Regions from separate parts of the Mus musculus genome. Here all the other regions are linked to region 1. A link is a loop called in an ENCODE intact Hi-C map of the cell type or tissue named here. Cell type or tissue: left cerebral cortex. All regions are shown on one strand. Links, peaks and the distances in the headings refer to the core of each region. The heading gives the core; the rest is flanking DNA.

The links. Peaks named below come from ENCODE experiments on the same cell type or tissue, not always from the same donor. Only the 100,000 strongest peaks of a DNase experiment are listed, where the experiment ranks them.
Region 2: it touches region 1 in a loop (2.9-fold over the local background); 7 of 42 quality-filtered maps call a loop at or near these places.
Region 3: it touches region 1 in a loop (3-fold over the local background); 2 of 42 quality-filtered maps call a loop at or near these places.
Region 4: a loop joins it to region 1, with 3 times the contacts of the local background. A loop is called at or near these places in 4 of 42 quality-filtered maps.
Region 5: it touches region 1 in a loop (3-fold over the local background); 12 of 42 quality-filtered maps call a loop at or near these places.
Region 6: it touches region 1 in a loop (4-fold over the local background); 2 of 42 quality-filtered maps call a loop at or near these places.
Region 7: a loop joins it to region 1, with 6 times the contacts of the local background. A loop is called at or near these places in 7 of 42 quality-filtered maps.

Annotation. Positions count from the first base shown.
Region 1 is chr14:120,074,644-120,079,031 of GRCm38, forward strand. It overlaps the pseudogene Gm20167. Among named protein-coding and RNA genes, the nearest start is that of Oxgr1, 34 kb to the left of the region's middle. In left cerebral cortex, for the core only: a CTCF peak has its summit at 1,738 (motif pointing right); a DNase peak (open chromatin) is centred at 1,758.
Region 2 is chr14:120,273,683-120,278,070 of GRCm38, forward strand. It overlaps Mbnl2 (muscleblind like splicing factor 2), which reads left to right and starts at 1,987. Exons shown (of 8, transcript NM_207515.2): 1 at 1,987-2,223. All of the region lies in intron 2 of Gm52122 (a long non-coding RNA gene), which reads right to left. In left cerebral cortex, for the core only: no CTCF peak of the experiment used is centred there; DNase peaks (open chromatin) are centred at 1,936, 2,838, 3,002 and 3,595; H3K4me3 peaks cover 3,062 bases; H3K27ac peaks cover 3,187 bases.
Region 3 is chr14:120,827,785-120,832,172 of GRCm38, forward strand. No RefSeq gene overlaps it. Among named protein-coding and RNA genes, the nearest start is that of Gm33173, 18 kb to the right of the region's middle. In left cerebral cortex, for the core only: a CTCF peak has its summit at 2,445; DNase peaks (open chromatin) are centred at 2,262, 2,476 and 2,689; H3K27ac peaks cover 1,047 bases.
Region 4 is chr14:120,472,577-120,476,964 of GRCm38, forward strand. No RefSeq gene overlaps it. Among named protein-coding and RNA genes, the nearest start is that of Rap2a, 3.7 kb to the right of the region's middle. In left cerebral cortex, for the core only: no CTCF peak of the experiment used is centred there; DNase peaks (open chromatin) are centred at 1,207 and 1,824; H3K4me3 peaks cover 166 bases; H3K27ac peaks cover 2,470 bases.
Region 5 is chr14:120,762,863-120,767,250 of GRCm38, forward strand. Gm41253 (a long non-coding RNA gene) reads right to left here. Exons shown (of 6, transcript XR_874981.1): 5 at 3,428-4,388; 6 at 1-158. Among named protein-coding and RNA genes, the nearest start is that of Gm25781, 34 kb to the right of the region's middle. In left cerebral cortex, for the core only: a CTCF peak has its summit at 1,715; a DNase peak (open chromatin) is centred at 1,144; H3K27ac peaks cover 309 bases.
Region 6 is chr14:120,807,198-120,811,585 of GRCm38, forward strand. No RefSeq gene overlaps it. Among named protein-coding and RNA genes, the nearest start is that of Gm41253, 3.1 kb to the left of the region's middle. In left cerebral cortex, for the core only: no CTCF peak of the experiment used is centred there; a DNase peak (open chromatin) is centred at 2,345; H3K27ac peaks cover 537 bases.
Region 7 is chr14:120,135,700-120,140,087 of GRCm38, forward strand. It overlaps Gm4681 (a long non-coding RNA gene), which reads right to left. Exons shown (of 7, transcript XR_001781467.2): 2 at 285-397. Among named protein-coding and RNA genes, the nearest start is that of Gm4681, 4.2 kb to the right of the region's middle. In left cerebral cortex, for the core only: CTCF peaks have their summits at 2,356 (motif pointing right) and 3,258 (motif pointing left); DNase peaks (open chromatin) are centred at 1,278 and 2,325; H3K4me3 peaks cover 775 bases; H3K27ac peaks cover 1,740 bases.

The sequences.
Region 1 (4,388 bases), core at 235-4,234:
AATCCCAGGCCCCATGTAAATGCTAGGCAGCTAGCAAGCTACATGTGATCTCAACACTAGGGAGGCACAGACAGGAGATCCTTAGAGCAAGCTGGATAGCCAAGCTAGCAGAGTAGGCAAGCTCTGCTTCAAGTAGGAAACCCTGATTGAATATATATGGGAGAGTCAGATCAAGAGAGACACCAGAAGTCAACCTCTGGCTTCCATAAACACATGCAGAGACATTCATACATGCAACCAGCACACATACCCACAAGCTTGCTAAAGTGCATGCTTTAAAGTGATGATTCAAAAGGAAGTGCTTGCCCATCCTCAGGAATCATGAATGACGCCCCACCCCCACCCCAGCATCTCTGACACCTAAGAGAAACGGCACATTGCATGTTATTTAATTTGTGATGGTTTGTATATGCCCGGCCCAAGGATTGGCAATATTAGGAGGTGTGGCCCTGATGGAGGAAATGTGTCACTGTAGACATGGGCTTTAAGACCCTCATCCTAGCTGCCTGGAAGCCAGTATTCTGCTAGCAGCCTTCAGATGAAGATGTAGAACTCTCAGATCCTCCTGCACCATGCCTGCCTGGATGCTGCCATGTTCCAGCCTTGATGATGATGGACTGAACCTCTGAACCTGTAAGCCAGCCCAATTACATGCTGTCCTTGTAAGAGTTGCCACTTGAGCTGTCTCTGCTATCATTCTGGAACTTGTGAGAGATAACTATAGCACTCACTGTTCCCTGTACAAGCCATTGGTAAGTGCTTGTAGGGCTGTGGTTTTTAAATCTTAGTCTTATCCATGGCTTTCCAAAGAGAAATCTCACAGAAATCAGAGCATCGTTAGCCTTTGAGAAAGTGGAGGTTATGGAAGCTCTGAAACTCAAGTAGTCGTTTTTCTTTTGTATTATAGAAGGGGTGAGGAAAAACCTTGGATGGTAGTTTGAAAGTGAATGTCCCACATAGACTTATGCATCTAAACACTTGGCTCCCAGTTGGTTGTGCAGTTTGGGGAGATTATGAAACTTTTCAGACCTGGAGTCTCTCTAGAGCACTTATCAATCTGAGAATAGGCTTTCAGTGTTTATAGTAGTGCTTCTCAGCCTTCAATACAGTTCCTTGTGATGTGGTCACACACACACACACACACACACACACACACACCCCATTATTTTTATTGTTACTTCATAACTATAATTTTGCTACTGTTATGAATCATAATGCAAATATTTTTGGAGATAGAGGATTTCCAAGAGGGTCGGGACCCACAGGTTGAGAACCATTGGTTCATAGCTTCTATTTCTTGTTTCCTCTTTCTGCATCTGGCACAAGGTGACGAGGTGATTTCCCAGCATCCTCCTCCAGCTGACGTCACTTGTGAACCGATCAGGGTCACCACTTATCGTGGACATCTAGCCCTTGGGAACCAAATCCAAAATAAACTCTTGTTTAAGTTGTTGAAGTTGCCTTTTGTCATGATGTGTTGTAACTAAGTGACTGTACAACTAAGAAAGGTATAGACGAGATGTTTTTTAAGGTACACTTGGAATTTCATTTTTCAGATCAAATTAGGCAAAGACACAAATCTTATCCCACTGAAAATTGGAAAAGCTACCGAAATGAAAACATCAGTAGTTATTGAAACCATTTGTGCGTGTATTCACATGTATGTGCACATGTGTCCAGGTGTGTGATGCATGTGTAAAATGTGACTGTAGATCCTCATGCTAAATTTTATAGATTGTGGCCACAAGGTGGTGATACAACACAATCTTTACCTTTTCTCCAGCTGATAAAACTAAAAGTAAGAGAATCAGGCTGTAAATCAAGCAGTTCTCTGTGCATTCCTTAAAGGCTGGCCTTTAGTTGTCTTTCTTCTTGGAATGCAATGATAATTGTGACCCCAATGTGTAGTAGAAAAAAATATGCTTATCAGGAAAATCATATATTTTATGAAAATTTTGGTCTTTTAAAAATAATTTATACATCATTGCAATGCAACTTTGCTTCCCAGTTCTAGAGCCCTGGTATCTTCATGTTCTGGGGCCCCTGCCATACAGGGGCCTGGTCCCTTCCTGGTCATTCTCATGGTACCAAACTGAGCCTTTGTATCAGGTGGTCCCTCCGTCTTCCTCTGTTATTTCTCTTTTTTATTTATTTATTTATTTATTTATTTACAGTTCTCATCTTTGATGTTTGTGTTTAATTTAAGAATTTTGTGTAATATTTAAGAAGTATTTCATAATAGAATAGTTGTTTTCTTACCACAATGACCTCCCATAGTGGGGGTTTCTAGAACAGATTGACATCTGTCATAACCTGTTAGAATGTTAATACGTATGTGCTGTGTCTGTGAAGTATCTATATTCAGACAAAACTGCAGCTACATAGCTTCTTGGTCTTTGTAATATGCCTGAAGTCAATGTGTTAAACACAGACGCGATTCTTATTTAGAGTTCCATCAACGGTTCTGACTTTAAACTATCTGAAAGCAACCAAGGGGGGAAAAAAAAAACTAACTCAGCCACGTTAAAACAAACAAGCTAACACCGTCACAACGTGAAGAATCAACTGGCACTGGCCTGCTTCCCTATAGCGGAAGCCAGAAAATAATAAAATCTGTCCTTCCATAGGGAGTGAACTCTAGCCTTGAATTCCATGCTGTGGCTACCTGAAAAAAAACAAAGGAAGAAGAAAAGAGAACAGGATTCATCAGAAAAAAAAATCGCTTCTTCACCAGAGCAGGGGAAATAGAAAACTACACGGGTTCCCCCACACCCCTCTCCCTCTACAGCGTCCTCCCCTGTCCCTGGAAGGGAAAAAAGGATGCCTCAACTCTTCTCCTTTCCTCCAACTGATTCGGCCTCTTGCCATGTCTTCTCACAAGACTTTCAGAATCAAGCGATTCCTGGCCAAGAAACAAAAGCAAAATCGTCCTATTCTTCGGTAGATCCGGATGAACACTGGTAACAAAATCAGGTACAACTCTAAAAGAAGACACTGGAGGAGAACGAAGCTGGGTCCGTAAGGATTCACACAGCGGCAAGACTGAATTATACTGAATTGTGGTCATCGATCAGTTCTACCAGATATATTTCAACATTTTTAACCTGTAGACTAGCTTATGTCTTAAATTAGGTGTTTGTCCAGTAATAAAATATAGAACCTTTAAAAAAGAAAAAGAGAGAGACGGGGAGGGAGAGGGAGGGAGGAAGAAAGACTCAAAAAGAGTAGCCATTCTCATGGACTCATGGAGGGTTTAAAGGAAGGGCAGGAGAGGAGACACACAACCAACTCAGCAAACAAAAGTAAAAATAAGGCATTTAAAAAAAATTACCCAGAAAGACATGTGGACAAAGAACTGCAGAAAGTGCGGGTGGTTCAGCTGTGATAATGTAGAGCATCGCAGAAGGAGCGGTGCCACCTGACTCAAAGAGAAACAGGGAACAGTATTGGAGCGTTCGCTGAGAGGTGGTAGAAAACTACGTTTGAAGATTTCATAGTAAGAACCTATAGTTTTCTGAACTTTTTTTTAATTAAAAAAGAAAAATGAAGTTGTTATCCTAAAACATGAGACAAACTCCTAAAATGAGTCAAGAGATTATAATATGGCTCAGAATGAAAATGGGAAGTCGCATGCAATATGACTTGTCCTTGTAAATCTCGTCAAAGACGTGAGTCCAAAAGGTATGAACCTGTTAGATGTGGATACAGCTCAAGCCAGGACACACCCACTTCTCCCTGAGTGACGGTGATCATCAGAGATCATTCAGTTGCAATAACAGACTCCTCCAAGCAGATGTGCCGGCTACTGAGACTCTTTCCATAGCCTGATTTCTGTTTGTTTTCAGTTTTTCCAGAGAATATTTCTCATCAGTGTGAAGCAGGCCTGCTAGCTCCTGCCATAAAAGCTTTCAACTATTAGAATGGCTTCGGCCAGAGAACTGTGAGCATCCGTAAGAAGAATTTACTGGAAAAAAAAATCTAAACTTAGCAGTCTGTGTAGAAATGTCTTGCTCTATAACCACTGTAAAATCGTGTGCAGTTTCTCAGTAAAAGAAAAAAAAATACACTTCGTGACATCTTCTACTTCTATTATTTAATAATTTGATAGAAATAACTCTATAAATCATATGAGTCCTCTCGCTAAGTGCCACTTTCTCTGGGAAGGTTCTTAAAAATTAATATCATTATAATATAGTAGTCATTTGTATTTTTAAGAATTTAATATTGAAATTGTGACTATGATAAATACAGTGCTCATATATTTAAATAAAGTATACTTCGCAAGAAGGATTGAAGCCATGTGTGTTGAATATATTCATGAATAAGCCAAATAATTCTAAAATTGGTGACTTTCAATTTTAATGAGGTGGAAGAGGCCCTGATAAACC
Region 2 (4,388 bases), core at 310-4,309, 200 kb after region 1:
AGAGAGGCTGATGTGGGTGAGGCCGGCATAGCTGAAGAAATGGCAGGTGATCTGAGGTCTGTACAGTGTGTAAGGAGGGGAAGCGAACATGGGGTAGAGAGCAGGGAGCTTCATTTAGGAAAATGGCAGACTTAAAGTGGACTATAAAGGCAGGGGCCACATTTAGCAGGACCTTGAAAGTCTGTAATTTGGATTTTATGGAGGGACAGGTTTGAGTGTAAAAGGAACATGACTTTACATGACTTCAGAAAAACCTGTCTGGCAACAGGGAAGACCAGAACCGACGTGCCTTGAGGACCAGAGGCTATCAATTAGCTTTTGTACCATACAGGGAATAGGTCAGGGCTCTGGCCGAGCTGGGAGGAGAACACTAAGAGGCTTAATGTCTCTGGGTGAGAAATGGGCTTGACAGAGACTAAAGTCTAAGTAATAAGATTGTAAAAAATGGGGATTTCGTGTCAAAAGCAGGAGGAGCTGGGGAAGAAGGTAAGTTTGAGATCAACACTCAGGTATGTGTGCATAGGTGTATTAACAGTTTAAAAAGATTTCCACTTGTTTAAATGTAGCTAATTTAACTTTCCAGGAAAAACAAAACAAAACAACAGACTTAACCAAAGCCTATCAAAGATAATATTGACTAGAAATGAAAATCAATATTAGAGATTAAAGTGAAGAGGAGTAAAATAAGATATTCTATTGAAGAAAATTAGTCCACAAGTCACAAGAAATGATGTGTTTTAAGAACACAATTCCAAAATCTAAAAATACCAAAACCATTACATTCTGCCCTGTTACTCCATTCCAGATGCATTCGTTAAACAGTTGCAGAGAGAGAGAGAGAGAGAGAGAGAGAGAGAGAGAGAGAGAGAGAGAGAGAGAGAGAGAGAGGCTCAATCTTTCAGATGAATAGGATCTTTGTTCTTGCCTGTAGTTAGTCACGGGACCTTCATACTTAATTTTTAAGATGCAAAATGTTGTGTTTTGTGGAAGGAAAATGTGTGCTTATTGTGTTTTCTAAATGCCATATGTTTTTGTTTTTGTTTTCAAAGCATGCAGAAATGCTGTTGACTGAGAAGAAGAAAAAAATAACCCTTTCCGTTCTTTTTTTTCTTGCTTTATCTTAGGGAACCTCTGGCATCTGTGGGTCAACCTTTGTAGATTGAAAATGGAGGATGTCCCTTAGGTCAGTGCCATGTGTATTCAGCAGTAAACGCCCTCCAGCAGTCATTGCGGCACTAAAGACAGGATGGGCAACGTATGAGCATTTATCAAATGGCATCTAAGAAGGTTAAGACACAGTTAATCCCCCAGTGGGTGCCAGCCAAGAGCCTCAAAGCTTAATGTAGAGATATCAGTTCTGTCCTTCGGCATCCCCTAATTGAAGTCTCTAGTGCTCTGGAAACTTAGATGGAAAATATATGGGTTCCAGTAAGTAGCCACTGAAATGACAGCTCTCTAGAAAAGCTGTGTGCTGGGGCTTCAAGCATGGTCTGGTCTTCAGTGTGCAATCCAACTTGGCTATAGCCTCCCTCCGTCATGGAAATTGCCTGCAAATGTTTCGTAAGGTATCACTTTGCATGAAAAACACTGAATTGTCTCACAAACGAATGTGTACATCTATGTCAGTATGCTTCCTCAAACGCCCTAAGACTTTAGTTTGGGATCCAATTGGATTTCTTGGCCATCTTAGGAGTTTCGTGATTCCCGGAGTGTTTATGATGCAACTCCCAGCTACGGGCTGGGTGTCTCGAAGCGTATTTGTCTGAGCTACCCCTCTCTGTGCTCTGCCAATTATGTGCCACTTTGTCTCGGAGCTATGACTGCTTTCCTCGGAGAGGGAGATCCCTTTTCCATCAGTATGGACGCACTGTTTTCAGAGCCTGCCAGCGCTGTGTTGCTGTGTCAGTCATCCTATGAGGACCAGTTTCAGACGAGGAGGGCTGACGAGCTGGCCGGGGATTGGTGGGCTGAGCCTGGGCGGGGCCTGTGGGAAGGAAGGGCTGCAGCTCACAGCAACAGAGTTTAGACTGTCTTTGCTTCATCATCTGAAGGTAAAATTTTCCAGCCACGGCCGGCGGCTCGCAGAGTACAATAAACAGGGACGGAGAACTATTTGCATGGACCCCCCTTCCTCATGATGCGGTGGAGAAGCCACGGCCACTCGGTCCTGCCAGATGTTCTTGGGGTTACTGTACATGGGGAAGACGAGCAGAGCTAAACAAGGTAGGAGAAACAACCCCCCCTCCCCAATTTTTTTTTAATGTTTAAAGAGTTTGCTGCAGTATGCTGCATTCCATGTGTGTGCTTAGGGAAGCCAGGGAGACCGATTCCACTAATTCGAACGGAATACTCGCAGGAAACCCTGGAGTTTTACGTAACGTTTGGATTTGAGAACAAGAAACGGCAAAGCTGGAATCTACGCCGCCCGTTTAGGGTGAGGCATTAAAAAAAAAAAAAAAAAACCGAGGTTTTTATTTATTTATTTAAAGGACAGATTTGTTTATTATTATTATCTTTAATTATCTGAAAGATCCAGGCCAGGATTATCTTAAGATAATGGAGGTTTTTTACTGCCAGAGTGGGCTACAGAATAAAGTTTACGTGTTTCCTGTTCTTTGAAAACATACTTGAAATTAAGAATTTAAAAAAAAAATCTGCTTAAATAATCATCGGCTGAACGTTTGGGACGAAAATATGTCTGTTTCTTGGAAATTGGGGGCCACCCTGGTGCTACAGGGCAATGGCTTTAATTGAGTTTCAAAAGCACATTTTAAGCAGCACCAGGGCAGAAGAGGAAGCTTCCTGGCTAGTCTTAGACACTGTGGTTCAATGTTTACATTGCTTTTCCTGGCAGCCTCTGTCTTTGTTTCCAGCTTAAAAGTGGAACCATTATATTCAAAAGTAAGGCTGGGTTAATAATGCTTACTGCAATTATCTGATCTGTATGCATTTTTAATGAGAACACACAGCCAGCAGAATAATTTAATGAGAGCAGGCTAGCTTTTAAAGCTGGGCTCTCACTATGCCCAGCCAGATCAACTTTCTTGCCGAGAAGCAGCGGCTGGAAAGGGTGAAGCAGATTTATTTTTAACACACTTGGCCCAGGAGAAGGGAAGGCTTTCTCTGTGTTAAAGAATTCTTTCTGCCCTTTTCCGTTTTAAATTTCTGCCAGGCTGAGGAAACCGTGTTTTTTTTGTTAGGCCTTGGAAGCATGTGTTTACAATAAATGTGTAACATTTTTAGAATAGTTAGCAAGCACTGAAGCGAAGGGGGGAAAAAAAACTTGCCTAACTGCCACCTCCGTGAATGTTCTAATGTTCTTCAAAAAAGCCTTACTGTCTCTTTAAAAGACAAAGATTAAGTCGGAAAATGTCTATTAGGGCATTTTTATATTTAGGCAGCAACAAGGAACAAAAATTAAATGAGACATTTTATCATCTATGTAAGAGGAAGTTTCTTCCTCTCGTTTGCTCCGTTCTGAGGGAGAGCAGTGCTCATTTAAATAAGGGCAATGCCACGTACCACGGTTTTTACTTTCAAGGAGAAGTGCAGGACACTAGCCCAGAACTCCTGACGTCATCCCCCAACTATTTCTGCTGTGTGTTCTTCTATTCAGCTTGTGGAAAGGAATAGTTCTCTATGTCCAGGCCAGGAACATTCGAACTCCCAGTTGGCAGGACTTGAGTTATGTCTTCCCATTTAAACCCACAGCCCATCCATCCCCCCTCACAGGCCAAATAGGGCAACTTTGCCTACCTGCCTGTCTGCCCAGGTTTTCTGCAGGCTTCTGGCTTGGCTAGAGAAAAGCCATGGCCTGCCTCAGGGAGCCGGATTTCACTTTCTTTCTGGTCTAACTCGCTCTGTGTCGTGGCTCAGTAAGCCTTCCTGTGTGGCCTATCCCAGGGGGTCCCGTCCCAGGGGGTCCTATCCCAGGGGGCCCATTCCCAGCCCCCCTGGAAACTTTACCTAAGGCCCAGGTTATGCTACCAAGTTCAAGGTTGATTGGCTGGTGGGTGACAGCTGCTTTCATAGATACAGCACCGTGTCCTAAGGCAGATGGCTCAAAGGAAATAAAATACACTAGTCCCTGCTGTTAACCCTGTGACACAGGTGGCACTCCTCTTGCACACCCTTGATTGTACGGATCTGGAGAAAGGTTAGTGTTTATTGAGGTTCCTTTTAAAGAAAGAATTTGGGCTAGAGCACACTGCAGTTCCCTGGAGTCCCTACTACCAGCTGGCCCTCCTGCACCACTTACTTAGTGTGGCCTTGAGCAAGTGCCTACCTCAGTTTCTCTTCAGGGACCTAATACTTATTACACTTTCTCTCCTAGAATTCTAGGGACCTGTTTTGTACAAACAACAGTAACAAAAGTTGTTTGTCTCCTG
Region 3 (4,388 bases), core at 115-4,114, 750 kb after region 1:
CAAGGTGACAGATATAAACTCATAGATATACACGGAAAAGCATGTTCACACACAAACACGCACACAGAGAATGTATGGAGTATAAAACAAGACGTGACCATCTGCCACAGCAAACATATTGGACTGATATTTGACTTAGTGCTTGCCCGTGGACTTCTGGCTTTATATGTTTCATATGCATGTGAGTGTCCATTGGAAACAAAATCACAGAGGGTGGGAATGAATGACTCAGTAGGTAAAGCATGCTTGTTGCTGCCCTCTGACTTCCATAAGTACCCTATTCCCACCCCTATCCCCTACACACACCTTACATTCAAACAAGCATGCTGCTAATATCTATGACAAACATTAACAGCAGTGATAAATTATTAGCTCAAAATTTGCAGACTGATTTCCACTTTACTAATTAATAAAACCTACAACCAGGGATACTAGGGAACTAGAGTCATAACAGACATATCTACTATGGGGTGTGTGTGTGTGCATGTGTGTGCATGTGCCTGTATATATGTGTGACCCACACATCAACCTCAGGTGTCATTCCCTAAGTGCCGGCCACCTTGATTTTGAAGACAGCCTCTCGATGGCCTGGAGTGTGCCACATAGGCAGGCTGGCTGGCCAGTGAGCCCTAGAGCCCTAGGGATCTGCCTGTCTCTACCTCCAGCACTAGAATAACATGCATGTGCTGCCATGGCCAGTGTCTGCATGTGTGTGCTCTGACGATCAAGCTCTCATGTTTCAGGGCAAGCTTGTAACAGACAGCTCCATCCCTCTACAAGTGGCAAATTACAAAACAAAGTCAGGAGTCTCGTGCTGTTTTAAATGTGGCCTCTAAGTGGGGGAGCTCTATGCGTCCCTACCATTCACTTCCTGGAAGGTCTTGTGGGTTAACTCTCCATGGGGACACCATGAGAGAGTGAGGGCTGCAGAGATGGCTCAGTGGTCAGGGAGGGCACTGTCTGTGGAGAGATGGCTCAGTGGTCAGGGCACTGTCTGTGGAGAGATGGCTCAGTGGTCAGGGAGGGCACTGTCTGTGGAGAGATGGCTCAGTGGTCAGGGAGGGCACTGTCTGTGGAGAGATGGCTCAGTGGTCAGGGCACTGTCTGTGGAGAGATGGCTCAGTGGTCAGGGCACTGTCTGTGGAGAGATGGCTCAGTGGTCAGGGCACTGTCTGTGGAGAGATGGCTCAGTGGTCAGGGAGGGCACTGTCTGTGGAGAGATGGCTCAGTGGTCAGGGAGGGCACTGTCTGTGGAGAGATGGCTCAGTGGTCAGGGAGGGCACTGTCTGTGGAGAGATGGCTCAGTGGTCAGGGCACTGTCTGTGGAGAGATGGCTCAGTGGTCAGGGCACTGTCTGTGGAGAGACGGCTCAGTGGTCAGGGAGGGCACTGTCTGTGGAGAGATGGCTCAGTGGTCAGGGAAGGCACTGTCTGTGGAGAGATGGCTCAGTGGTCAGGGCACTGTCTGTGGAGAGACAGCTCAGTGGTCAGGGAGGGCACTGTCTGTGGAGAGATGGCTCAGTGGTCAGGGCACTGTCTGTGGAGAGATGGCTCAGTGGTCAGGGCACTGTCTGTGGAGAGACGGCTCAGTGGTCAGGGAGGGCACTGTCTGTGGAGAGACGGCTCAGTGGTCAGGGAGGGCACTGTCTGTGGAGAGATGGCTCAGTGGTCAGGGCACTGTCTGTGGAGAGATGGCTCAGTGGTCAGGGAGGGCACTGTCCGTGGAGAGACGGCTCAGTGGTCAGGGAGGGCACTGTCCGTGGAGAGACGGCTCAGTGGTCAGGGAGGGCACTGTCCGTGGAGAGACGGCTCAGTGGTCAGGGAGGGCACTGTCCATGGAGAGACGGCTCAGTGGTCAGAGAGGGCACTGTCCGTGGAGAGATGGCTCAGTGGTCAGGGCACTGTCTGTGAAGAGATGGCTCAGTGGTCAGGGCACTGTCTGTTCCTCCAGAACACCCAGGCAACAAACAGTGGCTCACAATCATCTGTAATCCAGTTCCGGGGTCCAATGCCCTTTTCTGGACCCCATCAGCACCAGACATGCACATGGCATGCACACACACATATACTCAGGAAAAACACTCATACACATAAAATAAATAAATCTAAAAAAAAGTTAAATTACTAGCATGTCAAAAATACAGCTGGGGTAAAATCAGGGCTATTCATGAGCTGTGACTCAGTGACGCTTTGGCACCTGGGAGTATTTTATGCATAAGTTTAGTCTCAGACAGGCTTATGTTATATAATAGACTATCTTTAACATGACAATAATCCTACTGGCTAACAAGAACTCAGAACCAGAATCACAACAGTCCACTCAAAACACTAATCTTTAAAAGCCTGCCGGGATTGATGGCCCCCTCACCGCCCAAATAGATCAATTCTAGACTTTTATTTAATGAGACAGCCAGGGAGAAATCACTACTTCCCATCACCGATAGATGGTCCGATCTGCCTTTCAATCAAGCACATTTCAAATGTATTCATAGAATACGTTTCACACCTCCTCTGTCGTGTTTATTATGCTTCTGGTTCTGCGCTGTTGCAAATGCATAGCTGAAGCTGGCTCTGCTGTAAACTGTCTTAAAATAACAAAATTCTGAGACCAGATCAATGCTTTGTTGGGCCCTGTGTGTGTCCATTTAACAAAAAGTCACTTTGTGCAGAAATGACTCACTCTTGTACTGTTCTTCTGGCTAGGATAGGCTGGGCGGGGCTACGCTACAGAGCTGGTTCTCTATGATAGGCTGGGCGGGGCAACGCTCCAGAGCTGGTTCTCTATGATAGGCGGGGGCGGGGCTACGCTACAGAGCTGGTTCTCTATGATAGGCTGGGCGGGGCAACGCTCCAGAGCTGGTTCTCTATGATAGGCGGGGGCGGGGCGATGCTACAGAGCTGGTTCTCTATGATAGGCAGGGGCGGGGCAACGCTCCAGAGCTGGTTCTCTATGATAGGCGGAGGCGGGGCAACGCTACAGAGCTGGTTCTCTCGACGTTCATGCGTACTGGGAATGGAGCCATAGCACCATGCCTGCACAACACACACTTTTGCACACTGGGCTATCTCACTGTCCACCCCCCCCCCAAGACATCTCATTCCCCCCCACTAAGCTATCTCACTGCCCCCCTTACTGAGTTATCTATCTCACTGTTTCCCCCACTGAGCTATCTCACTGTCCCCACTGAGACATCTCACTATCCCCACTGAGTCATCTCACTGCCCCCCACTCAGCTATCTTAATGTCCCCCCACTGAGCTATCTCATTGTCCCCCCACTTGGCATTTATAATTGGACCAAGTTTTAGGCATCCCCAGAAGTTTTATTACACTGATTATTTCAGTGCAAATCAGGACAAAGTATTGACACCTCTCAGGTTGTTTAATTAAACTATGATTATTTTAAATGAACAACCGATAGTCTCTCTACAATGTGCCATTCTTCTAGGTAACGAGGACAGTGTTGATCATCAACAGCAGACAGCACATGGGACTTGCTAGTGGTGTTCAGAGCGGGCAGCTTTCTCCCAGCAATGCTAACCCAAGGTCGAGTTCACTAATTAGCCACTGAGGTACACTTTGCTACAATATCGATTCCAGGCCTTTTCCTTCAACAGACACCCAATTAAATTGTCTTGGTCAAAACAGAAGTAATTGAGACTCCCAGAACAGCTGTAAAGATCAGGTGGGGTAGAGAGAATCCCTTTAGCTCAGACAATAAACCCTGCAGCTCAGCACACGGCCTCGGGTCCTGCTACCCCATTCCCCGGCTCTCAGAAGGAAACGTCTCCAAGCTGGTCTTACTCACAGGCTTCACTCCACTGCATATGCAAAACTTGCTAAGAGACTAAGTGTTCTTGTGAAGAAGGAAAAAAAAGGAGGTATGTGAGGTGACAAATATGCTAACTAACTTGGAATCATCATCTCACAACTTGCAGTTTGTCCTGTACATTGTAAGAAAGCTTGGGGGAAATACGCTAGATTAAAAGGGGCATTCATAGTACTGATATTTGACAAAGCCACTTAGATACGCTTTTCTCGAACGAGTCCTAAGGCGTGCCACTTGTTCCTGAACAGTGTGTGTGCATTACAACAATCCAGTTTGACACTCCCTGAGTTCTGTATCTTATTGGTCGGTATTTGTGATTTGTAGCTCAAAGCTTTGTGCATCACAGGTTATGCACACAGCGTCCACGAGAGGGCGATATAGCCTCGCTTTTAAGTCCTACACCGTCAGCGCAAGCGCGGCAAGAGTTCGCGAGCTAGGGGAAATCATTACCAACTTCCTTTCCACGGTGAAGTCAGTGACCCTTCTGTCACTTGGCAAAGCAAGCCAGGCAGCGAGCCTCGAAAGGCCGTCCTTTAAGTTAATGATTTATTGATTTTGCTG
Region 4 (4,388 bases), core at 180-4,179, 400 kb after region 1:
ATCTCACCTAAATCTTATTTTATTTTATTTTATTATTGTACTGGGGATTGAACATGTCTTAGGGGTTCCATTGCTGTGAAAAGACACCATGACCACAGTAACTCTTATAAAAGAAAGCAGTTAGCTGGGGCTGGCTTACAGTTCAGAGGTTTAGTCCATGATCCATTATTGTCATGGCAGGAAGCATGACAGCATGCTGGGGAGGTAGATGAGCATTCTGTATCTGTATCTGCAGGCAGTAGAAAGAGGGTGCCGAGACAGACAGACAGACAGACAGACAGACACTGGGTCTGGTCTGGCTTGTGTGTTTGAACCTCAAAGCCCATCCCCAGAGATACTAGGCAAGCCTGAAATTTTGACCGTTTTTGCATTAGAAATCCTAGGACTAGACATGGGACATGAAAGGGGAGGGAACATACAAGAAACTGTCCTTAGTCATGGAGCAAATCTACAAGTTTAAGGAGAAATTGCTTTAGTGTGTTTTACTTATTGATAAAAAAAAAAAAAAAAACAATTAGATCCCCTCCCCCTTTCTCCTTTGTTTCTATCCACCAAAGCAGCTCTCTGACCACTTCCTTTAGCATGGGCTAACTCACCCTAGATAACCTGACTAACCTGTTCCTGAGTCTCCATTTTTCTTGACCTTTATAAATTCTTGTATGGATTATATATGTTATCAGGCCCCAGGACACTATTTCTGCATTTTTAGTTCTTTATATATAGTATGATATTTCATTGCTTATATTGTTATTACACACCCTTTTAAATCTGATATTGTCTTATATTTTTGGTTGTGAGCCTAGCCTTTAACGGCTGAGCCATCTCTCCAGCCTGATATTGTCTTATCTGCATTAAATTATGGTACTCCAGAGGTAATTGGTAGTGTAATATTTATCTCTCTGGCTAGAATAAAGCTCTTTGGGTCAACTGTTTCCTACTGTATCCCTCAAATGCAGAAAGCGGAGCAGATTTGCAGTGAACATAATGCCTTTGTGCTGTACCGACATGTTTACAGGATGAAAATGCCCTCAGACACTAGCTGCGTTCTCAGCATCATTCTGCCAGGTCAAACATGAGGCATCTGCGTACTTGGACCTGAATCCCAGATGCCATCAGCATGAGAAGAGGGCCACCCATGGAAGAGGCACAAACTGTTGTTAACGGGCAGTGCGATTCAGCCCAGCTTCTCTGGCAGTGACAGAGGACAAGTGTGGGAGTGGGAGTGCCGTCAGCCCAGACTGCCCTCTGCCCTCCGCTGCTGTGTTTCCTCAGAATCCCCAGCTCTTAAGATCCTCCAGGCCTTCTCCCTTAACCAGCAAGCCTTCTCATTAAGAAGCCTCCTTAAGCTGCCGTTTGAAATATTTACTCTTTCATCCAACAGATTTCTTTCTCAGACTCGTTGCACACTGTGTCTGCGTTCTAGTTTTTCCTTTCAAGAGCACCAAGATGTTAGGTTTTCATAAGAACGTGTTTATCTTGCCCCTTCAATTTCTATGCTTCGTGTCTGCAGATTTACCTCAGCTGCGTGAAGCCTCAGAGGCCTAGACAGTTCCCCATCCCCTTCGTAATCACCAGCAGCATCCCAGGAGTTTGGTGGTCTTTCACTTAGGATTCAGGAGACAGCAGGCTTTAGTGGGGAGAGAGAGGAGCCAGGGTTTAAAGAGCAGGAAACCCTGGTCCAGGCACAGTGTCCTTTAGGCTTGTCTGTATCAAATTCTGTGCTTATTTGCTTCTGGCTGCATTCACAAAGTCAGAAAATACAATACATTTCCATTTCATTCCACCCTTTTCAACATTTTTTACAGAAAGAAAGGAGCTGGCTGGGTTTCCATGGTAACACAAGTGTGACAGTTGAGGCTATCTGGATATAGGTGAGAGATCCCTCTTCAGATCCAGTGGAGAAAAGAGAAATTAAGTTTTCATTTTTTTTCCTTTCTCACCCAGCAACACACTTCTAAAGCCGAAGGGACCCTGTGGTGACAGTGTTCAGTGCTCGGTCTCCACTGTCACGCAGGTTCACACATCTGAGGCAAGACTGAATTTCTTATCACATTTTTCTTTTGTCTTTCCCCCAAACACATGATTGAAGACTTAAGCTTTTGGAATCAGAGTTGGAACAGTACTTATATAGACATAGACACGAACATAATTAAGATCAGGATATAGACACCAATATTTCCCCCAAATCTTCAATTTTATTTTATTCTTATACTGGGAATAGAACCTCAGCCTTGATAAACAGGCCTCACTAAGTTTCCCAGTTTGGCCTTGAACTCATGCAGCCTAGGCATGTTTGAATTTTGAACACTTTTGTGCTTAGAAATCCTGGTAATTGGGTTTAGAGCTATACACCACCACATTCTACCCTGACGCCCTTCTAATTATAGCAACTCACCTTTCAAGCAATAGTCTACATGCCACCACAAACCAGGACTGTATCCTCATCCAAGCCATAACAGGTAAGAAAATATATTCCTGATCATAATTTTTGTTTTATATATTAGTAACAAGAAAGCAACAAACAAACAAAGAAACAAAACAAAACAACTACTTTCATAAGATGAAAAACAGGCCTGTCAGAATGGGAAACAGACAGACTACAGATACCACACCATAGGCTGCCATCTTTATACCTCATGAAAATGTAGAAAGGCTTATGAAATGTCAGGGAGAAAAGCCTGAGAAATGCTAGGACATGTGACTAGCAACCCACCCACAACTTTGTGACAATGTCTATTATGTTTACTTTAGTTGACAGACTCCCAACTCTGGGGGAACTAGGAATCACAAAAAGATTTGCTTAGCTCCTGGATCCAAAATCCTAAGACAAGCCCACACCACAGACCACTGCCTATCTAGATTTTCAGCCCACACAGTACTAGATAGATAGACTATGCACTAGACAGTGCATAGATAGATAGACTATAGTAGACAGTGAATAGGTAGACTATGTACTAGACAGTGCATAGATAGACCATGTAGTAGGTAGGGCACAAACTACCCAATAGTTACTTCAGTTGCCAACTGAACAGGATGAAAATGCACCCAGGGCAGTGGGGCACTCTGGGGCATGTCTGTAAGGAGTTTTCAGAGGAGTGGCTGAGGGCAGGGAAGAAGAACCTTGAATGCATTTCCACCCACCCCACCAGCTAGGGTACTGGACTGAAAAAAGGGGGAAGAGGAGAACTGCCATTCAGAACTCCCTTCTTCCAGAGTGTCAGAGATGTGAGTGAACAGCCTCCCACTCTGGCCACAGGCAGCTAGCCACCTAGTGCCAAGCCATTCCAACCACTGCAGACTCTATACTGTGAGGCATGGGTGAAAGCAAGCTTTTTCCTTCAAGTTTCTTTTGTCAAGTATTTGGCCACAGCAGTGAGAAAAGCAACCAATGCAGGTTGTCATATTCACAAAAAACACATGTTTCTAGGCTGTATTTAATCCCCGTGACACCTGAAAATGTTATCACTCATACAGTTTGAATTGTACCAGAAGCATTCTGCTTTTCCTTGGGAAAACTATAGCTGCTACGGAGCAGAAGTAGTCACAACCAAGCCTGTCTTACAGAAAACCACTCTGTCTTACAGAGTCATTCAGACATGAAGCACACAGGGAAGCTCCCTCAACTTTAGTTCACTACCTTATATGAGTAGCTTAGACTGAGAGCAGAGCCTCTTCAGTTTTGACTCCCGTGAAACATTCCTGATGCTTCCCCCTACAGTTTCTTCACTGCCTGTTCTCTAAGTTTCAAGTTCTCAAACTTCCATAGTATATAACTGAGAAGTCACGACTGACCTGAGCTATATTGGCAGCCTTCCGTATCCATGCATCCAAACAGCAGCGATTCAAAATTATTGGGGGATGGTGTACTGTACTTAGCATGTAGATTTGTTATGAGTCACTCCCCCAAGGACTGTATAACCATTAGCCTAACGTTTGCAAAATATTAGGCATTACAAGGAATCTAGAAAGAACTGAAATGTGCAAGAGAGCATGTAAGCTAAGTCCAAATATGCCACTTCATACACGGGATTTGAGCATTTGCAGGATTTTGGTTCGGGGGTGTCCTGGAACCAAGCATCCATGGATATGATGCAAGGAGAGATGGTAGTTGACATTTTTTAACTTGACAAGGCACTTGCTCTAAACTGTTTTCAATAAAAACTTGCAGTTATGTTGTAGCTAGGTAATTCAAGCATATAAATTCTTAAATGTTCAGAAACAATAGGCATTTGGGGGACTCCTATATCAGAATACATTTTTGTACTTTGACAAGTGACAGAAAAGATGGCAAAAGAATGTCCCTCTGTTAGAAGAACCCAGACCGAAATCCACTCTACAATGACCTCTGTAAGAAATCAGAATGGTGGAGAGGTACACCAAGCTCTGAC
Region 5 (4,388 bases), core at 123-4,122, 690 kb after region 1:
TAACCCCAGCGCTGTGGGGAGTGAAGACAGGACCGCTGGGGCTTGCTGGCCACCAGTGAGAAAGGAGAGCACGCCCAGTTCCATAGCTGGTCACATGACCGCTTTCAACCACGTGGCAAAGGAACACCTCAATGAGGAAGTGAAATTTCAGCAAATGCCTGAAAGAAGCAAGCAGTGGCCTGAGAATAGACTCCTACATAGAACTACTCAGACTGGAGAAAGCCTGATGTGTTCAGACAACGTGTGTGGTTGGAGCAAAGTCAGCTGCAAGACAAAATGAGCTAATATTTCTCTTCTTAATTAATTAATTAATTAATTACATCTCAAATGTTGCCTTCCTTCCCTCAAATGTTGTCTCTTAGAGGACAGCCCCCATCCTGCATCCCATAATCCAGACACATCAAGTCTCTGCAGAATTAGGTGCATTCTCTCTGATTGATTGAGACCAGAAGTGGCAACCCTCTGTTACTTAAGTGCTAGGGCCTCAGACCAGCCCGTGTGTGCCCTTTGGTTGGTGAGCCAATATTTCAAAGCGTTCTGTGAGAGAGTCAGCATTTACTCCTGTGGCCCTTAGTGGTGATGTGTCTTGACTGCCATCCTGGGACGCAGAGAGCTACCTGGCCTAATCTAGCTCTGGGCTCCATTAGACAATGTCATATTAGGAAACCTGACTCAGTCCCCAACCTGTTGCCTCAGTTGCTTTCTGTTTCTGTGATGAAACACCATAACCAACCTGGGGAGGGAAGGATTTGTTTGACTTGCTGGTCCATCATCAGGAGAAGTTAAGGCAGGAACCTGGAGATAGGTCCGGAAGCAGAGTCTGTGGAACGGCGTTGCTTACTGGTCTGCTCCCGGTAGCTTGCTCTGTTTGCTTCCTTATGGAACCCAGAACCAACCACCTGCCCAGAACAGCGCCACTCGTAATGGGCTAAATATTCCCACATCTATCAGTAATCAATAAAACACCTTACAGGCTTGCCTATGGGCCATTCTGATGAGGGTATGTCCTCAATTGAGGGTTCCCCTCCCCAGATGACTCTAGCATGTGACAAGTTGACCAAAGCCTGGCCAACACGCCCACTCTGTGTTAAAACTCAGCTCTATAATTCCCAGCTGGCATCCGTTCCAGGTTGAACAGCAGTTGTGAGTCATAAGGATAGAGTCCAGGAAGGGGGCCCTGCTTCAGAAATCTAACCTGAAACTCCTAGGAAAGCAGAAGCAAAATGTATCCCACGGAGAACCCACGTCCTTACCGTGATGCACAGCTCATCCAAATAACTGGACAGAGAGAGAGTTTCTGCAGCTGTGGCAGGTTTAACAATGATGTCACCTCATCTCAAGCAATTCACATTTTAAATAGCGTCAGTAAATCCAAAGATGGAAGAACACACTGGCAATAAGGCAGCCATTTGTTCATAAATACGTCTCGATTTCCTTAAAGTGGGGCCCACAAAGGACCCAGCTCAGGGGTAATTGAACTGTGCTGTTCTGGGTGCCTCAGTTTTTTTTTTTTTCAGCAAATTGGCCACTTTCTTTCTAAATGTCCCCCTGGGACTCAGAAGACATTAAACACAATGACGATGCTTGCTGGAGACCATAATCCTATTTCAGGAAGATTCTCTTGGAGGTTAATATGGTTATATGCATATTTTTTCCTCTAAAGATAGCAGGAAATACTTACTTTTCAGTCACTGGTCCAAAAGAATATTAGAGCCCCATCTGGTGGATTTGTTGTTTATTCAGTAAGCAAAATCCTGTTTTCACCACGGCATTATTATACAGCATGCTATTAGCACTTTCAGATTATGTCTCTTAAGACTGGGTTTTGGGAGTTAGTTCCTCCTGCTTAAATCGCTGGATTCTTCTTGCAGCATCTACCCATAGCCCCTTTTATTCCTCCAGGAAACAAACAACATTCAGTCTTCTAAAGCATGAATCATACCACTATGCTTGATGCATAGAAAATAACATTTGAAAATGTGTATGTTAGCACTAGCAGGTGTGGTGATGTAGTACATGACTGTAATTCTAGCACCTAGGAGGTAGATGCAGAAGGGTCAAGAGTTCAAGGCCACCCTCAGCCATTTTGTATGCTTAAGGCCAGCCTGATCCTGTATGCTTAAGGCCAGACCTTATCTCAAAAGGCTGGGAGTGGCTAGCTGACCATACGGCTCAGTCCATAAAGACCTTACTACCAAGCCTGATAACCTGAGTTCAATTTCTGGGACCCACATATGGAAGGAGAGAACAGTATCAGACAAGTTATCCTTTGATCTCTATGTGCACACCAAGGCAGCCCCCACTCTCAATAACAAATTTAACAACAACAACCAAAAAAAAACAAAAAAAAACAAAAAAAAAACCTTTTATCTTTAAAAGAATATTCTAGGGCTGGAGAGATGACTCAGTGGTTAAGAGCAATGATTGCTCTTCCAAAGGTTCTGAGTTCAATTCCCAGCAACCACATGGTGGCTCACAACCATCTGTAATGGGATCCAATGCCCTCTGCTTGTGTGCCTGAAGACAGCTACAATGTACTCATATACATAAAATAAATAATTCTTTTAAAGAATGAATAAATATGCTACCAAGGTAGACATGTTAGATAACCACTGGTATAATCAAATTTTATTAAACAGACCTTACAGGTGGACATAAGAATGACTGGCCAAGTTTCAGAAAGAAAGTGCTAACAGCATTCACGTTCTCAACGCTGGACACAAGGTAAGACTGCTGAGGTGCAAAAGCTGACAGGTGGCAGATGGTTCGAACAAAGTGTTGCTGAGAAAGAGAAAACGCTGCTCCATTACAAAGTAAAGCAAGTCTGAGCTGCACCGAGCTCCTGATAACCTGGGGACGGACGGGGTGGGAAAATTAACTCCAGACTTTTTTAACGTATGAGAACCAACTCACTGAAGTTGAGGTTAGCCAAGTGCCAACATTTTCAGCAGCGTACCTCAGACATCAATACTAACTGTACTCTTAGTGATACAGGATAGGCCAGACAGAACTGCAGGTTGATACCACGTGACTGCTCCAAACCAACCAGGACCAGTGTAGCAGACGCAGAGGGCTGCTAACCAACCTCGCTTCATTTTGTGGCATGTCCATAACATAGGACTTGCACCATTGCCTGCTCTCAAGCACCTGATACCATGCCCTGTTAGGGCAGCCCTTGCTCCCCCCTACCCCGCCCCCACTCCTCCTGCTTCTTGTCATCAATAACCCCTTCGCTATCAAAGCTTACATATAAGTTCAACTACGCATGTCTCGAGAAACCCATCTGCACCACTGGGTCCTTTCCGTAATAAGTTCTTCCTTTACTTAATCTGCCTCGTGTCATCTTGTCCTGGAATTCCTTTCTGTGGCACAAGTCAAGATCTAGGTTTCCCCATCAGAGATCTCTGAAAAGACATGATCGGGCTACCTGGCTGTTAACATCTGCTGCTGCTGCTGCTGCTGCTGCTGCTGCTGCTGCTGCTGCTGCTGCTGCTGCTGCTGACAATCTGAAGTAATGGGTCTGAGATGGAAATGCGACAGATAGAAGAGATATGAAACTTGCATATCATAATGTAACGTGGGCTACACGGATACTTGGCATCACTAGTAAGAAATAGTGAAAAGGGTGAGTCGCCAGCAACCTTCCCAGCACCTATTCCCAATATCGGCATTATGCGGTGTGGCCATCTGCCTAGCTCAGCTCAGCCAATGAGGGGCCAGCTACCCAGCTCAGCCAATGAGAGGCCAACTGCCCAGCTCAGCCAATGGGAGGGGGGCAGCTGCCTAGCTCAGCCAATGGGGGGGGGCAGCTGCCCAGCTCAGCCAATGAGGTGCAGATGGAAATCCCTGAGTCAGGCTTCCAGGATGAAAAGGTAGCACTTCAGGGGAAGGGTTTGCCCCTTCTAGTCACCTTGCCCGTCTTCCTTCCAGGTGTAGAGATACAATGCCCTGAGACACGAGGGCAGCCATTTTTCAGTCACAAAGATGAAAGGCAGATGGAACATGAGTCAGACAAAGGAGAAAGACTCTGGATTTATGGTAAGAACTCAGAGACTGGCTCTGGGTTTGTTATGAGGGAAAATGAACTCCTTATTTAAGACGTTGTGCTTACTCATGGCAAAGGTAATCTAATCAGAACTAATGAAATGTCTATCATTGTAACAAGAGTCGATTCAAGTGGGCATTCTGAGGAAAAAACAAGAACAGAGAGAAAGACGGGAACTTGAGAGGGAAATAACTAGGTTGGAATCATTTATAATCTAGTGAAAATGACATACTCAGAGATGATTTCAACATATATGTTTAGCACTAGGAAGAGAGAGAGAGAGAATTCTGTAAACACTTAGATGCTGCTCTATTGCTGTGAAGAGACACCATAATCATGGCAG
Region 6 (4,388 bases), core at 172-4,171, 730 kb after region 1:
ACTCAAGATGTTTGTGTCTTATATGAGGAAGTCAGGTGCAAGTCATATGACTTAGCTGCAGTCCCTGGCGCCTTTGGGACTGCCGCCACACCCGCTCCCCACAGGGGCGGACAAGGGGCAGCCCCCAGTACCAGGTTCTCGGTCTCTGGCATCCCATGCTCCATACGGCAGAGGAGCTGAGAACAGAATAGGGGCCTCGGAGCAACTCTCTCGGCCTCAGAGATACAGGAAGAGGCAGAGGGAGAGAGATTCCCATGCAGGCGAGAGTCCTTAGTCTGGGCCTTGTTAAACAGAGACAATCTATGGTTTTAGAGCTTTATTGTAGAAAGGCAAAAGGAAAGAGAAAAAGTAGAAAGAGAGAGAGGAAAAACCAGCCATGGCCAAGAGGAGAGAAGGGAAAGAGAGAAAGAGAGAGAGTAAGAAAGGTGAAGGCTTAGAGAGAGAGAGGTAAAAGCTTAGAGAGTAAGAGAGAGAGTAAGAGAGAGAGAGCGAGGTGGGGCCAAGCAGCCCCTCTTATAGTGGGCTTGTTATCTTGCTGTTGCTAGGTAACTGGGAGGAGTCTAGCTTGAAGATCAGAAGCTTGGGACATTGTGTACATGACTGCTAGCCACGAGCCTCTCTTGGGGGGCTGTGGGGGCTGTGGGGGCGGTAACTTCGACAGGAGCCAGGGGTCCAGGAGACATGAGGGAATGTCCCATGTAGGTGGGAATTACCACCCATCGGATTCTGGGGGAGGGGGGAGGATCAGACCTCAACTCGACTGGAGACCAGACTGTCTGTGCATAGCCCATTGCCTCACAGTGGGGAACAGAGGGTTTAGTTCCTCTCACAGGTCATCCTCCTTCCATTCAAGAAGCCAGGACAGGAGCTTAAGACAAGAACTAACATAGAAAACACAGAGGAATGGTGTTTAATGGCTGCTCACTCTGGTTTTCTCAGCTACCCTTCTTATACATCCCAGGCCTACCTGTCACCCACCCAGTGCTGGTGCTGCCCACAGTTGGATGGGCCTTCCCACATCAATTAGCAGTCACGAAAATGCTCATAGCCAATCCAACTGAAGCAATCCCTGCAGTATGGTTCCTTCTTCCCCAGTGTGTCAAGCTGACACATGAGGCAAGCTACGGCAGTAGGCAATCTCCATTTTTGGTCAGTTATGTTGAAGCTCTTGACTCTGCGAGTGAGTAACTCAAGCCAGATCCTGGTGGAAAGGGCTTCTTTTTCTCCCCATGCCCCTGATTTTTTTCAGCTTTTTATTCTAACTTAACATCCCTAGAGAAGGGGCTCAGTGGTAAAGGGCATTGCTGCTTTTACAGAGGGTGAAGGTACATTTCCCAGCATTCACAGGGCAGCTCCTAACCCACCCTAACTCCAATTCCAAGGGACTCAATGCCTCTTCTGGCACCTGGTTTGCACATGGTGCACACACATACATGCAGGCAACCATCCATACTGTAATAGGACCCCAGACCTTAGCACAACTGACTCCATTAAAACCCAGCATGTAGACAGTACCATCAGCCAAAACAAAAACAAAAACTTAATCCATCAAAGTCCATAGCTCTGGGAAAGTCACTAACTGTACTAACCTTGCTTTTTGGCTTCTGTAGTTCTGCTTCTGGCTAACTGTTCTTGTCAACTGAAGAATCTCAACCCAGAACATGTTTTTTTGTTTTTTGTTTTTTGGTTTTTTTTTGGGGGGGGGGTGTTGGTTTGTTTTTGTTTTTGTTTTTTATGCTTAAAAGCTCACCCTGGGAATAGCTGTGGGTTACACTGGGAAGACTTTTTATTGACTTAAACCTATATCCAACAAGTCTTCTCTAATGGATATCCCACAACAATACATGTAAAAAATAATAATAATAACATTTAAAACCACCAACTGGGGCTGGAGAGATGGCTTAGTGGTTAACAGCACTTGGTGCTCCTTCAAAGTATCCAGGTTTGATTCCAAGCACCTACGTGACAGCTCACAACTGCCTGTTAACTCCAGTTCCAGGGAATCCAAGACACTCTTCTGGCCTCTGAGGGCACAGGTCATGCTCATGGTTCCCACATATGCATGCAGGCCAAACACTCATACACATAAAACAAAATAAAATAAAATAACTACCTAATACCAAAATGACATATGACCCAAAAGCCCCAGGCTAACCTTCTTACTCCAAATCGCCCCTTAGGGCTGACAACCCATATGTTTTCTGCTTTGTCTCTTTTTCCTCAAATTGCTGACTAAACTTCATCAACAGGAGGGAGGAGGCGGAGGCCCATATGACTGGAGCATCCCTTTCCAGAGAATCAGAGCCTTGAAAACAAGGACTTGTACCACCCCCTCCCACAGGTGGCCCTGTGCCCAGTCAGAGCCTCACACACCATGCCTGAATCGGCTGCAAATGATGTAGGAGATAAACGTAGCAACCCACAGGCCTTGAAGATGGCAGCTTCACAGAATTCATACGGCCCGCAGTAGCTTAAAACTGAAGCAGGAACTAAGATGCTCTGCCTAGGAGAAGCATGCTACATGGCTTAAGTGATTGTCCTAGTTACAGTCACTACTGCTGAGATGACACGCCGTGACCAAAGCAATGTGGGGAGGAAAGGGTTTATTTGGCTTACACTTCCACATCGTTCTCCATTGTGGAGCGGTGAAGCATGCCACCAGACAGAAAACCTGGTAAGGCTGGGCGGATTCAGGAATCCTCATCATTGAGAATGGTACTTAAATCTACTCCCAACCAGGCTCCTGTTCTGGAACGTGTGACCACGACACCCCATTGAGTAACTTAGGGACAACACCTGAAGTTCTTCCTCGTGCAGATGAGGCATCCCTAGAGTCTCAGACCAAGCCCATAGAGCGCATCTGCCTCTAGATCCCAACCCACACCCAAATGTTGATAAGGTCCTATCCACAAGGAATGAAGTGCATGAGTTATTTCACCAAAGATCGTCTGAGAGTGCATATCTCATCGAACTGTAACACTCCAGAGAAGAGTATTCTCTTCCGAAGCTGACATGGCTGGACGCTGCTCGAGCAGCTGCAGCCACTTCCTGTCCAGTGGCCCCGACTTTGGCTCCTAGCCTCCCTACTACCTCCCACCTCCTGCAGCCCCAGAAGAGGCCCAGCAGCCAGCCCTGCTCCCGCTACCCCTTGGAGACCTGCAACTCTTTGGCCTCTTCGGCTGGGCCAGAGCCCCACAAATCCATATGGATAACACCCAATATGTAGACCAGCTGAAGGAAACCAGGACAGGAACTAGAATTAGGCAGGATCCTGGAGGCAGGAGCTGATTCAGAGCCGGTGGAGGAGTACTGCCTTGCTTATCGTGGCTTGCTCAGCCTGCTTTCTTCCCAGGACCTCCAGCCCAGGGATGGCATCACCTACAATGGGCTGGGCCCCCCAGCACTGATCACTAATGCAGCCGGATTTATGGCAACATTTTCTTAATTGAGGTTCCCTCCTTTCAGATGACCCTAGTTTGGGTCAAGTTGACATAAAACTAGCCAGAAAAGAGAACAGGGATGAAAGTTGCTGGCACCTGAAAGACATGAAGTCTTTGCTCTACAAGAAACCCCGTGGAATGATCACAGTCAGCTATTGGATGGGTCACACGGCCCCCAATGGAGGAGCTAGAGAAAGTACCCAAGGAGCTAAAGGGAACTGCAACCCTATAGGTGGAACAACATTATGAACTAACCAGTACCCCGGAGCTCTTGTCTCTAGCTGCATATGTATCAAAAGATGGCCTAATCGGCCATCACTGCAAATAGAGGCCCATTGGACTTGCAAACTTTATATGCCCCAGTACAGGGGAACACCAGGGCCAAAAAGGGGGAGTGGGTGGGTAGGGGATTGGGGGGCTGGGTATGGGGGACCTTTGGGATAGCATTGAAAATGTAAACGAGGAAAATACCTAATTAAAAAAAAAGAAAAAAAGAAACCCCGTGGAAGGGCAGAAAGGTAGCCTAGTTGCCTAGCATGCATGAACCTTGGGTTCCATTCTCAGAACTGCATCAAACCAGATGGGATGATCCACCCTTGCAATTCCAACACTTGAAAAGTCAAGCCAATAAGACTGGAAAGTTCAAGGCCATCTTTGATTGGGTCATCCTTAGAAATATAGTTCAAGGCCAGCTTGGGCTACATAAGATCTTGTCTCAAAATAAAACAAAATCATAAACTACCATGGGCTGCTAAGCTAAAATCCCCTTTAATTAAAAAAAAAAAATAGAACAATGCCATTATTAGTCACTAAGCCAAGATTTATTATAAATTTTACATGAAGGAATTCAATTATCTAAGATGAAGGGGAATGCTTTTACCCGCATCCAGTGTTCAAATGAAGGTCATTATTGCTCTCCAGCTTTGCATAATGATTCAAGCAACAAAC
Region 7 (4,388 bases), core at 222-4,221, 61 kb after region 1:
TGGAAACTCTGCCAGATCAGGTCTCTGAATGTGTGTCAGCGGCATCTAACTAAGGCGATCTGATGATGTCTTATCAGTAATTCAGGGTGGACATCTCTGGGCTTTCTTGGCTCCTGTGAGGAATCACTTGTCATGAGCAGAGTCTTGCACAATCCTGCTTACTAGTTGATAATATTTCTGTGTCTTCCGCGAACACACAAACTATGAGTTATAAATACATGCCTAGAACAGAGCCTTAGTTCATCCCGGGACTGTCTGACATCCCCACCCGACCCTTCACTTACAAGCAGCTGGGCTGCACCTTTCTGGCATCCGGTGTGCCTGGCTGCGTGTTGAGCATCAGGTATGGGTGGCTGTGTTTTGAGCAATCCTGAGTTTCTTTTCTCCATTGCCCTACCTGGTATAAAATAAAACAGAGACCACTGAAGTTCTTACTAGTAAGGTAGATTGATTAGTTTTTGAAATTGCTGCAATCAAATGCCTGGCAAGAAGCACATTGAAGGAGAAAATAATTTTAGCTCCTGGTGTGAGAGTGTGGGTCATCGTGTAGGTGAACCAGAACAGCAGGAGTATAGGGGATGCTTGCTTACATCTTAACAGATGGCACACAGAGAGACTGGGGTCAGAAGTAGGACTGAGCTATGACCCAAAGGACCTGACTCCCCACGACCCCTTTTCTTCAACCAACCACAGTTTCATAATCACCCAAAGAGCACCGAACTTCAAGCCAAGAAGCATTCAAACACGTGAACTTGTTTAGAATATCTTCTATTGAAACTGTATCCTAAGAAAAGTGGCAGGGGAGACCAGAAAAGTGAGGGTAATGCTTTTGTTATTTTGTTATTAGTTTTATTATTTTGTTTCTTTTTGTTTTCTTTGAAGGGTGTAGGAGGAAGAGGTTTCTCCCTGCTGAGATGACAGCATCTAAGGCTTCAGTGTCCCCTCCCCACAGTTCTTCCCTGAAATCCTGTGAGTTCTTGTCCTAACAGCACTGCAGACTGGCAGAGCTCCATCATAGCTTACCATACTTTCATTCATTTATGACTGGCAAGGGCTGTGCATCCAGAAACTCTGCAAGATATGGTCTCGGTCTACACGTTGGCTATGACTGACAAAGGAGGTCTGATGACATTCATCACCAGGTCAGGGTGGACAACTTTGGGCTTCCTTGGCTCCTGTGCGGTATTGTGTTCTCATGAGCAGAGTCTCTGGGTACTCTGTGCAGACCGAGGAGAGTTCTGGAAGAGGTGCTAATGTATGCTTGGCAGTAGCTACTGAATGTGATAATCAGGCTCCGACTCTGCGGCGCTGACTCAGCTTTTTTCCTGCCAGGATGTGAAAGGTACCATCCAAAGACTGAGAACAGACACGTGGTGGTCATCTTGCTGTCTCCAGAGATCTATTCTTATTTGGTTGAAAAGCCCAGAACATCATCTATAAAATAAGAGGACGGTGCCTTGGAATCTCTACGGTGACTTTCAGTTCTTATCAGGTTTAATTGTGAAAGTTCCAGTTGAACTGTCAGAATGACAGCGATGCTTCATAACCCAGTGTGAAATAAAAATTTTTAAATACTTTTATGGGCTGGAAAATACCATTAATCCACATCCAGATTGGACAAGAGTGAACTGTCTCCCTCACTTCACACCAGGAGGCATCCAAAAAGTACAACTCTAAAGGGTTGGTCCAAATTGAAGAAAAATTTCTCTGGTGATCTGGACTATTGTTTCTGGGCCCTAAGAGGAGGGGATAACCCTGCTCCATCTTAAAATGTCAATCTCTAGAGCCTTCACTGTGTCTAGTTAGGAAAGACCAACACATGGGGTACGTTTCAACAAGTCAGAGTTTAAAACCTTGAAGGTCAAAGCAGAATACAGCTAAAAGATCTATGATCTTGAAGGAGCTGGAAGCTGGGGCTGCACTCTGGAAACCAGGCATTGCCACCCACCACGTCGATAGCTGGGCTTGAGGAGGTGTGGCGCCACTGGAAGACCATAGCCAGCTGCCCATCTCCACACCACTTCCTCTCAGTTAGTCCACTCCCCCTCCATACACACACTCCAAGCCTTGCATCTCTTAACCGGAAAACAGGAAGGCTCCTCCTACTTTTTAGGGTTGTACACAGACTTTCCCAGCGCCTCCAAGACTGGACGTGTACGTGTCCTTTTCTAGTCTCCGCCTTCCTCTTAACACTGGCTCAGTTGGAGCTCCAGGAAGTCAATGGTTTCCTTTCCTGAAGCGAGCTGGTAGCAGCCTGGTGTTGCATAACCTGCAGGATGAGCGCTGGGCCCCGAGGGAGCCAGCGCTGGCCTCGCAGACAGGCTGGCGCGAGTCCGGCATTCCGTCCAGCAGGGGGCAGCAGAGCTCGTCGGCGCCGCTGCGCAGCCCGTCTGGGAGACTGGAGCCATTACAACCCCTCCGGGAAAGGCTGGAGTCCTCAAGCATCCCATTCTCATTTGTGGAAGCATTTTTCCAGCCTCGTTTAAGCTAGGACACAGTGTTTCGGCAGCTGATGCGTAATCGCTTTGGTTTTTGGGGTTTTTTTTGTTTTTTTACTTTCTTGCTCTGCTTTTGTTCAGTTTTAAAGAGGCATTAATTACGTTCCTAGTCATATCAATGCGCACCAGACACCTTGTATTTCGTTATAGCATCCCTTCATCATCTTTGCTCCAATTTCCAGATGATAACCGTGCTATAAGTAACTGAAAGATGTAACTATTTCAAAACAGGGCTGAGACTGGGGCTGGAGCGAATAAGGAAAGGATGTATGGGTTGGTTTTGGGAGGTTGTTTTGTTTTGTTTTGTTTTCCTTCTGTTTTTAACAGTCTTCTGTCCAGACGTATTGGACATGATGTAATAAAAGCCCGATGTAGGTCCAGCGCTTTTATAAATGCTTGAGGATAGGAACTAAAATGATATTGGAAGATTTCTTGAACTGAAAGACAACATATAATTCAGTTTTTCCTTTGAGCAGTTGACCCAGGCACGGGTGGGGGGTCTATGATCTTCACCCCAGAACTGCTGGATCACAGCCTGACGTTCCTCAGCTCCCCAGACGGTTTCTGTGTGCTTGGAAGTCTGGGGAACAGCCTGGGGGGGGGGGGCTCCTAGTTTGCCTTCAAATTTTGGAAGGCCTGGGCTGGAAAGATGGCTAAGCAGTTAAAAGCACTAACTGCCCTTCCAGAGGTCCTAAGTTCAAATCCCAGCAACCACATGGTAGCTCACAACCATCTGTAATGAGATCTGATGCCCTCTTCTGGTGTGTCTGAAGACAGGTACAGTGTACTTACATATAATGAATAAATGGATCTTTTTTTAAAAATTGGAGGGCCAATATCTGAAAAATCTTGAGTGTATTTGTTTGACCTTGTTCGGAAGGGCAGGAATAGCTTCAGTATATATGACCCCTGAAAAAAGAGGAGATTCTCCAGTTCCCCAGAAGAAAAGGGAATTGTGGGTTGGGGGGGTGGGGTTTATCTCAAACCTACTGGCTTCATACTAGTTACCAGCAAGTTCAAACTGGGATGTCTCACCTAAAAACTTCTTCCCTCTGATTCTTATTACTTGTAAGATAGGGATGTGGTTTTTAAAACCCACTGGGTTGTGATCCCCTCCCTCGCCGCATGGCCGTATGTGTGTGTGTGTGGAGGGGTGAGTGTGAGTGTGGGTGTTTGTGTGGGTATCTTGTACAACTCATTCACGGATACAAACAGTGGCAAAGGTGCAGGGTGATGTGGTTTGCCCCGTGGTAAGCGTCATCACAGTCAGAAGAAGCTACTATCAGAGGGATCATCACAGTGGTCCGAAGGTCCGGAGAGACTCCGTGGTGTTAGAGCACAGTGCGAGGACAGATGCGATAGACAAAAGGAGGAGAGGGCAAAATTCACACTAGCACCCAGACAACGAAGGGCAGACGTTCCCCTACCAGACCCTTAAAAATATTGGTTCTTTCGCAGCAATGCTAGAGTTGTGAGTTTCAGACCCTTCGAGGCAAGCCCTTTGAGTCAAGCGGAACCAGCACAGTCAGGCCGAGGGAGCCCAGTCAAGCCTAGCGCCGGAACCGCAGCCTGTCTACGGCTTCTCGTCACATGGGCACAATTAGCCGTGAGTGGAAACAATGAGACAGCCCCAAAGAAGATCACAACATGAATGTGACCACTGGACCTCGAAGCGGCACTTGTCTTTTCAACACCATGTTATTAACCAGGAAGGCAGGAGTGGCCTCCCCTGGGAGGCAGGCGCCAGCTCCAGGCAGCCTGAGGCCCTGTGCTGGCTAGGAATCCTCCCTACGCAGGACATCAGAGAGATCAGCACGGGATGTCCGGTGGACCCAGCAGGCTCTCTGTAGCGTGGTGGGTTGAAGTCACAGGATCACCGAGGAGCTGCAA